Linked DNA regions of Homo sapiens: all the other regions are linked to region 1. The links are chromatin loops, found by intact Hi-C in ENCODE. Cell type or tissue: gastrocnemius medialis. All regions are shown on one strand.

The links. Peaks named below come from ENCODE experiments on the same cell type or tissue, not always from the same donor. Only the 100,000 strongest peaks of a DNase experiment are listed, where the experiment ranks them.
Region 2: it touches region 1 in a loop (11-fold over the local background); 4 of 110 quality-filtered maps call a loop at or near these places.
Region 3: it touches region 1 in a loop (4-fold over the local background); 4 of 110 quality-filtered maps call a loop at or near these places.

Annotation. Positions count from the first base shown.
Region 1 is chr7:70,568,108-70,570,607 of GRCh38, reverse strand. The region is part of intron 5 of AUTS2 (activator of transcription and developmental regulator AUTS2); the gene reads right to left. It overlaps LOC124901669 (a long non-coding RNA gene), which reads right to left. Exons shown (of 2, transcript XR_007060376.1): 1 at 1-2,500. Among named protein-coding and RNA genes, the nearest start is that of GALNT17, 560 kb to the left of the region's middle. In gastrocnemius medialis, no CTCF peak of the experiment used is centred here; DNase peaks (open chromatin) are centred at 1,007 and 1,857; H3K4me3 peaks cover 482 bases; H3K27ac peaks cover 1,408 bases.
Region 2 is chr7:70,656,292-70,658,791 of GRCh38, reverse strand. All of the region lies in intron 5 of AUTS2 (activator of transcription and developmental regulator AUTS2), which reads right to left. Among named protein-coding and RNA genes, the nearest start is that of GALNT17, 470 kb to the left of the region's middle. In gastrocnemius medialis, no CTCF peak of the experiment used is centred here; DNase peaks (open chromatin) are centred at 432 and 991; H3K27ac peaks cover 1,358 bases.
Region 3 is chr7:70,692,219-70,694,718 of GRCh38, reverse strand. All of the region lies in intron 5 of AUTS2 (activator of transcription and developmental regulator AUTS2), which reads right to left. Among named protein-coding and RNA genes, the nearest start is that of GALNT17, 440 kb to the left of the region's middle. RefSeq lists silencers at 1-83, 184-523, 534-893, 984-1,033. In gastrocnemius medialis, a CTCF peak has its summit at 943; a DNase peak (open chromatin) is centred at 868; H3K4me3 peaks cover 1,384 bases; H3K27ac peaks cover 1,163 bases.

The DNA of each region.
Region 1 (2,500 bases):
GGAACGTTCAGTGGGAGTGAAGGCATAGGAGAGGTGAAAGCAGAGAGGAGGCTGGTCAGATGGTGAAGGAGAGTTCAAAATCTTATAGGTGGACCCCTTTCTGAGTAAAGATGAGATTGAAGGTTTGGTCGTTTGTGTCGATTCTGAAACAGCAAGGATCTTCACTGAATATGAAGAAGTCAATTAATCACTTTAACACAAGGTTTCCCAGGGTGCAAGTTCTCTTTACACAAGTCCAATATAGTGTGTTGAATAATGCCTGGCTTTAGAATACCTACAGACAAGATGCTGGGGGAAGGAAGGACTCTGGAGAAGGAAACACCTACAAAATGGGTCCAATCATCTGAGCTGACAACCAAGCCCAACCACCTCATTCAGGAGTGAGCGAGGATTTAAACTTGTATGAATCATAACTTACCTCTTTCTAGGCCAGACCTGCCTAACCTACTGTCATGGCCAGAGCACTCAAACTGGCTGCACTTTCATCCAGGTCTCCCTGGACTAAGATTTCCAGACACGTTCTGATTAAAACAAGGTATAAGCACAGCTAACACGGCTTCCTATCCGAGGTTCCTAAATGAGTTTCTGAGAAAGACCTCATCTTTCCTTCTCAGGTTTGAACCATCTCATTATCTGAGGCATCTTCGTTAGCTGCCGAAGAGTTTTAACAAGTTTCTTGAGTTTTGTTTTGGGAGAAAAAAAAAAGAGGGGAACGGAGACAAGTACCAAAATAACCAGCTTTAACAAATGGCTACTGGTTTAAAAATAGTGCAGGGGTTTACGTTTTTGCCTTTATCTCAGTGGTTGACCTTGCTAATACAGTATGTAGATCTCTTGCCAACTAATCGGCCAACTGTAAAGCATGGCTTCAAGCTGTGGTCAATGATCTGTAACAGGAATGAATGAGAGGGTTTTAGCAGCCAGGATCTGTAGCCTACTATCTGTATCTGACAGCTGTCACCCTCTCTGCAGAGGCCAAGGCCTAGACCTTCATTTAAAAGCAGCATGGCTGATCAGATTACTGGGACAGTGTGTCAAAACTGACTGTGCTGAACTAGGGAGACAGAAAGTAAATCTATAAATAGCAGTCTTGCTGCCTCCATGAAGCACTGAAGGGTAACCAATATTGAGCAGCAAATGCAATGTTTAGTCTTTGCAGCCGGTGGGATACAAGTGCGGCCAGATCAGAAGTCTTGCTCTATGATATAATGTAATGGAAAGATCGGCTTTATGGGCAAGAATTTAAAAGAGTTACATTCTTGGCAATGGTAATGGTCGCAGAACAATAATTGGTTTGAACCAACTTTATGAGCTAACAAGGTTCCCTAGCACTTAATAATGTCCTCAGGGCACAGGGACTCAGCAAGTCACCTTTCCCATAACGTGCTGGCTGCCTGTTTCTGACAGTCCATGGGGACCGCCAGTGCTGAAACACAGAGAGTGATAAAATAAGAGGCTCTCCATTTGATATCTATTATAGATGTCAACTGGGTCTTCAACCAGAACAGCTGCACAAAGTACTTGGGGAGAGCGGAGCATCGTGAGGGTGAGTTATCTATAGACCATGCTGATAGCACGGCTCAGACACTGGACATCACTGGGTTATAAATGAGCCAGCTGACATTTTTATAGTATGTACCAACTCTTCCAAGAACCATTTGTCACTCTTCAAGGTTTCCGCTGATAAAACTGGGATGTCTAAAAATTTGTCAACAGCCACAGAAAGTAACCCTGAGGTCATGTCAGAGGGTGAAAAAGAATGTGCTTACTTGGCATTCTGCAAACACACAAATGGAACACTGGTGGCGACAGTGTTTCAAAGGTCTCTCCAGGTGGCAGAGTTCCCAGTTGGCTCTGGTCTCCCTGCCAAGGATGTGGACATGGAGATGGTGGATTCAGGAGCAGTGCATGATAACCAAGCCCTCACATACCTGGTCTGAACGAGAGACCTCAAACCCCAGCACAGCCACTGGGGCCTTGCAGATGAAGGAGACAGGTGTCCTGTGTGCCCACTTGAGAACAGTCCTCACTGCGATGGAGAAGATGGGGATGAGGCAAGTGATTTTTTTTTCCCCCAAAGTGCATCCAATTGCCCTGGCTCTTCTGTAAAAAGTTCACCTTGAACACTAAATTTCAAAAGTAGTAAAAACATTTAAAAAAGTAACAACTGCGAACACTTTAACACACCAGGCATTGAGAGCTTTATGTGTATATCCCATTCAATCCTCACAATCTGAAGAGCTAGGTACTCCCGTTATCCTTATTTTACAGATTAAAACCTGAGATACAGAATGGTTAAGGAAACTGCTCAAGGTCACACAGTTAGAGGAAAAGTCAGGATTCAAATTCAGGCAGGCTGGCTCCACAGCTAACACATGAACTCACATATTCCCCATAAAACAGTCTCCCCAAGAAGACACTATATTAGAAAGTGAACATGTGCAAAGAAAAGACCAAAGTGACTTATTCTGAACTATGTAGGAGTCAAAACATGAAGAAG
Region 2 (2,500 bases), 88 kb before region 1:
CTCGCACCCGAAATAAGAAAATACGCAGGCTTACCATGAATTTCCTTTTCTTCCTATTTTCTATCTGCATGTGGTTTATCCGTACTAAACTGTAGAGAAAGTTTCCAAGACACTGGGCTGTTGTTTGCAATTCTTTGTGTTGGCCCTAAGACATCTCCCCGGCAGTTCTTAAGAATCCTATAGGACAACGCTGAAAGAAGTACCTCTCGCAATTTAGGGAAGATAAAAAGAAGCCCCCCAGAAGCCTGTGCTCTTGTCTGTGTGAGGTAACTCAGAGGGAGTTGTAGAGGGGCTGCTGGCTCTGGTTTCAAAGCGGATCAGCCCCGTGAGGGGCTGGATTCAGCCGAGAGATGGATCAAAGGCTCTCGTAGGTGGCAGCAGGGCTTTGAAGCTCTTCTCTGAAAAGACCTGGCACCTACTTCCTCTGTGCATGAGGCATGTGCAAGTGTGGTGTTGGGGGGGAGTGGTCTTTTGCTGTTAGCACAGGCACCCCTAGTGCCCTAGACAGTTCCCCAGGGCCTCCAGGATCAGCATAATCATCCTCAGGCTGCAAGCTGAGACATTCTGGCCAGTACACACTGTCTAATTTTAAGAAGGAGCTCCACCAGGTCCATAGTAGGTACCTATCAAACTAGGCTTGGCGTTCAACTGTCCAGGATAGTTGAGGCCAATGGAAAACTCTCATTATAGTCCAATTGTTCTCATATCTGCTTTGGCAGAAGCCAAAATATTTAAACAAGCATGACTTACACGGTTTTCCTTGCCCCTCTTCCTTTCTTGGGCAGATAGAGTATGGTGCCTCAAATATATCCGTGTGAACAGGGAAAAAGAAAACCAAAGAGGCTTGGATGTGCCATAGATTGGGAAACGAGTCACTTGCAAAACCCAGGGCTTGGTGGAAGCAATCCTCCAAGGGCCCCCAAGGGGATCAAGTTCTCAAGTTTCTCCCTGCCTGTCCCCAGAAACATGAGGTTACTTGTTCACACGTGGTCAAGTACGATGCGGATGACTTGAATACCAACTAAGCTTCTCCATACTGGGATCCCATGCCATGACAGGGATGGAAAAAAAGCCCTGATGACAGCTACAGGTCAGGTTACAGCTCAGATCCCTTAGTGAAGGAGTGACGCTAGGGGAAAAAATAGCAGCAAATTAGATGCTCAGTAATATTCCAGAGATGGCTCCACAAGTGGCCTGGGCTAACAGAGCAACTCACATCTAGCTTTGATGTCTTGATAGGTTTTTAACAAATTCTCCTTCAGTTATCCAGCTGCTTAGCTAATCAGATATTATTACCTCCTTTGTGCTTCCTTTCCCAGCTCTCTCTCTGTTTTTCAGGCCTGCCTTGCTATAAAAAGAGCTCCATAATGATCCCTATCTAAATATTTCACTTCTAATACAAAGGTCTGTGTTTTGCATTCCAGAGAGACTCTACAGCTCACTCTGCTAAGAAGTAGCTCCCCTGCCTCTTCGGAAAAAATAAGCTGATTTTACTTGTACATGATCTCGATGGAATTTTCTTGTATAATGTATCCTTGCATGCAAAACCGAGTAGGCAGACATTAAGACGGCGGGTTAACCCCAGCTACACACACCAAAGACATCTGCAGAGAATGCTGACTGGCAACCGCAGCCACTCATCCTTGGGCTTTGTCCTACATTAGAAAACCAGAAGGGACACTTGAGGCAAGCTGCAAAATGCCATCAGAAAAATGGCATCAAAATGCCATCAGAGATGATATTAATGAAGCACCTGAGAAGTCCAAGAGCAGGGTAACCAGCAGAACTTGTTCTGTCTCCTCTCTTCCTCATCTCTAAAACCACTGCTGGGGTTGTTCTGGGATTTTTAAAATACAGATATGACCTAGTCCCAGCATAAACCCATACACCTTAGCTTGTAGGATGTGAGTGACATTTGCATGTTAAAATTCAGCTCATGGGGAAGGAAATGTCCTGAGAAATCTGGGCCTAGTCGCAGAGGTTGAAATGAACAGGTAACATGGCCGGGTTATCTGTGGCTACGATGTCCTCCTGTAATCCTATTGCATGCTGCCATAGACACTGGAACTTAAGTGCTAGAAACAGGACAGTGTCTCAGAGGCAGGCTGTGAAGGCCCAGGCTCCAGTGCCAACTCTGTGAAGGCTGGTAGGATCCTGGCCAAGTCACCTCAGCTCTTATACCCTTATTTCTTCATCCGTCAAATGCAGATAATAGTTATGGAAAGTACTGAAATAATATGTATGAAAGTGCTTTGTAAACTATCAATCTCTACAGATAGAAAGTATTTCAGGATTAGCTCCATTTGGCATCTCACAGATTAAATCAATTCTTGCTGTTCTTAAATGAGTTCCTAATTTTATATACATAATATTAAAAAAAAAGACAATAAGAGCCAATAGTTTAGACCATGGAATTAAATAATATTTAAACTATTCCATGAAATTAAGACTGGTAGAAGAGAACTCTTCAAATTTATTTTAAATTTTCAAAATAATATCT
Region 3 (2,500 bases), 120 kb before region 1:
CGCCACTGTCTCCCCGCCGCTCCTGCGGCGCGCGGGGCCGCGCTGGCGCGGCGGGGGCTAACAAGGCGCGTCCCGGGCCGGCCGGCGGGAGGGCGAGGCGGAGAAGAGCGGCCTGAGCCGCCGCCGCGGCGCGCGGAGCTAAGAGCGAGGCGGCGGCGGCGGCGACAGGACAAAGGAGACCATGTGCGGAGGGAGGGAGGAGGGAGAGGGAGGAGGAGGAGGAGGGCGCGCGGCGGCTTCTCCCCGGCGGCCGCCCGGGGCTCCCCGACAGCCGGTCCCGCCTCTCCAGCCGCGCCGCGGGCTGCCTGGTCCTGGGCCCGCCGCGGTGCTGGAGGGAGCCGCTCCGGGAGTCTGGATTTTGTGCGGATCTCGCCGGCGCGCGGCCCAGGAGGCGCTGCAACGGCGGGGCGCGGGGCGGCGGCGCCTCTGGCCGGAGCTTGCGGGCTGGCGGGTGAGCGCCCGGGGCTGGCTGGGCTCCGGCCCGCGCTCGGCTTGCGGGCGCCTGCCTCTCCCGCCGGTTCACAGCTCAAGTGAACTCCATCGGCGGCCGCCGCGGGCTCCCTGGCTGGACGGTAGCAGGAGGGGGCGGCGGCTACGCGGGGGCCCCTTGCTCCGGACTTCGCTCCCCGACTGCGCCGAGCGCGCCTCCTCCAGACGCTCGCAGCTCTCGGAGCGGGACTTCCTCGGCGCGCCGAGCCCGAGCCGCCGGTGCCACCGCCCCTCCTCCGTCCCGCCCCGCGCGCCCCGCCCCTCGCCGCCCCTCCTCTCGTCCCCGGCGCCGGGTCGGCCCAGCGGAGGCGCGGTCCCCAGGCGCGACATCGACAGCTGTTGCTCCCCCCGCGGCTCGAGCCCTCGGCTCCCCCCGGCTGCCTTCCTTGCGGGCGGGCGCGGCGGAAACTGCACCGCTCCTCGCCCTCCCCGCAGTTGCCGCTTCCAAGATTGCGCCATGGCAGGGAAAGGCCACTAGGCCCGCAGCCTGGGGTTGAATTGCCACCAAGCCAGTCACATCTGCAAAGAGCAGGCTCTCTGGGCGGTTGTGAGGGCTCAGTGGTAAAGTCATGTATGTAAAAGGCCTGGCACATAGTAGGCGCTCAATACAAAATAATCATTGCATTGTGGAAAATGGAGACGGGGATCACGGTCTGGGTCTCAGACACAAAGGTCTTCACCTAACCTCCTTCCCCACCACAGCCGACTGACCGCAGTGTGCTCGGTTTGATGAATAACTTAAGAGCATGAACTGGCCACTTAGAAATCCTCTCCTCCCAGCTCCTCACACCCTCTGACACGTGCACACCCTGCATCCACAAAAGTGGAGCCTGTTGCTTCCCCTGGCATTCACCGAATGTAGGGAAAGAATGAAAGCAATGGCAAAGCCTCGCTACATGGGCAGCAGTTACGTCTATCATCCTAACATGTATCGTGTCTGTATCCCCTAGAGCACAGTGCAGTGCCCCCAGAGGGTGTGGGGGACTGAATGGCCAGAAATGAGGCACTCAGCAGATTCCCCTGAGCAACCCACTCCCACCAGAACGCACCCCGGGCGAGGAAACCCTCTGAAAACATCTGGAGTTTTAATTCCACACCTGCAGCTTGACAAGGTCCCTCCTTGGTGCAGAGGAAAAGCTGCTGCAATTTTCCTAGTACAAGAAAAAGAGCAAGCAAGCCCTAGGTTGCAACCGGTAGGGTTGTGGAGTACAGTGGGCACACCAAGGTGGGGTGAGAGGAAAACTTCAGTTCTAAGTCCCCTCCCAGTGCCACCGTTACCTGGAGTGTGGCTGGAGGAAGAGAGGAAGAGAACAGGGGTTGGGAGAGATGCACACCACATATGAATGACATGCAGACTGGTTTAAAGTAATGATGGCCACTCCTTGCCTCTTTGAAGTTGCATGTCTATCACTATTTGATTTCATGGCACTCTTGAAAAACCTCTCAAGTTAAAAAAAAAAAAAAAAGGTGGGGGTGCTTGCTGTATGGCATACTTCCCCCTCCTCTAGCCTCTAAGTTTGGAAATAAGAAGCCTTCTCTCTCTAGCTTCATCACCCCCTCCCCCAAACTGGTAGCACAATGTGGTGTTATACAAGTCTTTTTAAAAATATAGGTAACAGTGATTTTTCTCTACCACTGCCTCCTGAGAAGTCAAAAGAAAAGGCATCTCAGAAGGTATAGGTTTGGAGATGGATTTTCCAGTTGCTTACAAGATGTCACAATACCCAGCTGTGGTCCTCCAGGGAGGCGGCATTCATTCTGAAGCTGTTTAGACAATACCAGGATAGCTCAAAGGTGGACATGAAATGTTCTAGAGAAGACATTAAAAGGTTGTTTCTTTTGGAACAATCAAAATGGAACAGTTTTCTTATCTTGTTGTTCTAGCAAAATCGGTGTTACAGGGAAGAAACTGCCTGAGCTCCTGCACCATCCCCTACAGGGTAAACTGAGAGCACGATGGCATGGCAGCTTAGCTGACCAGCTGAAACCACTTGGCCCTCCAGGGTGCTTT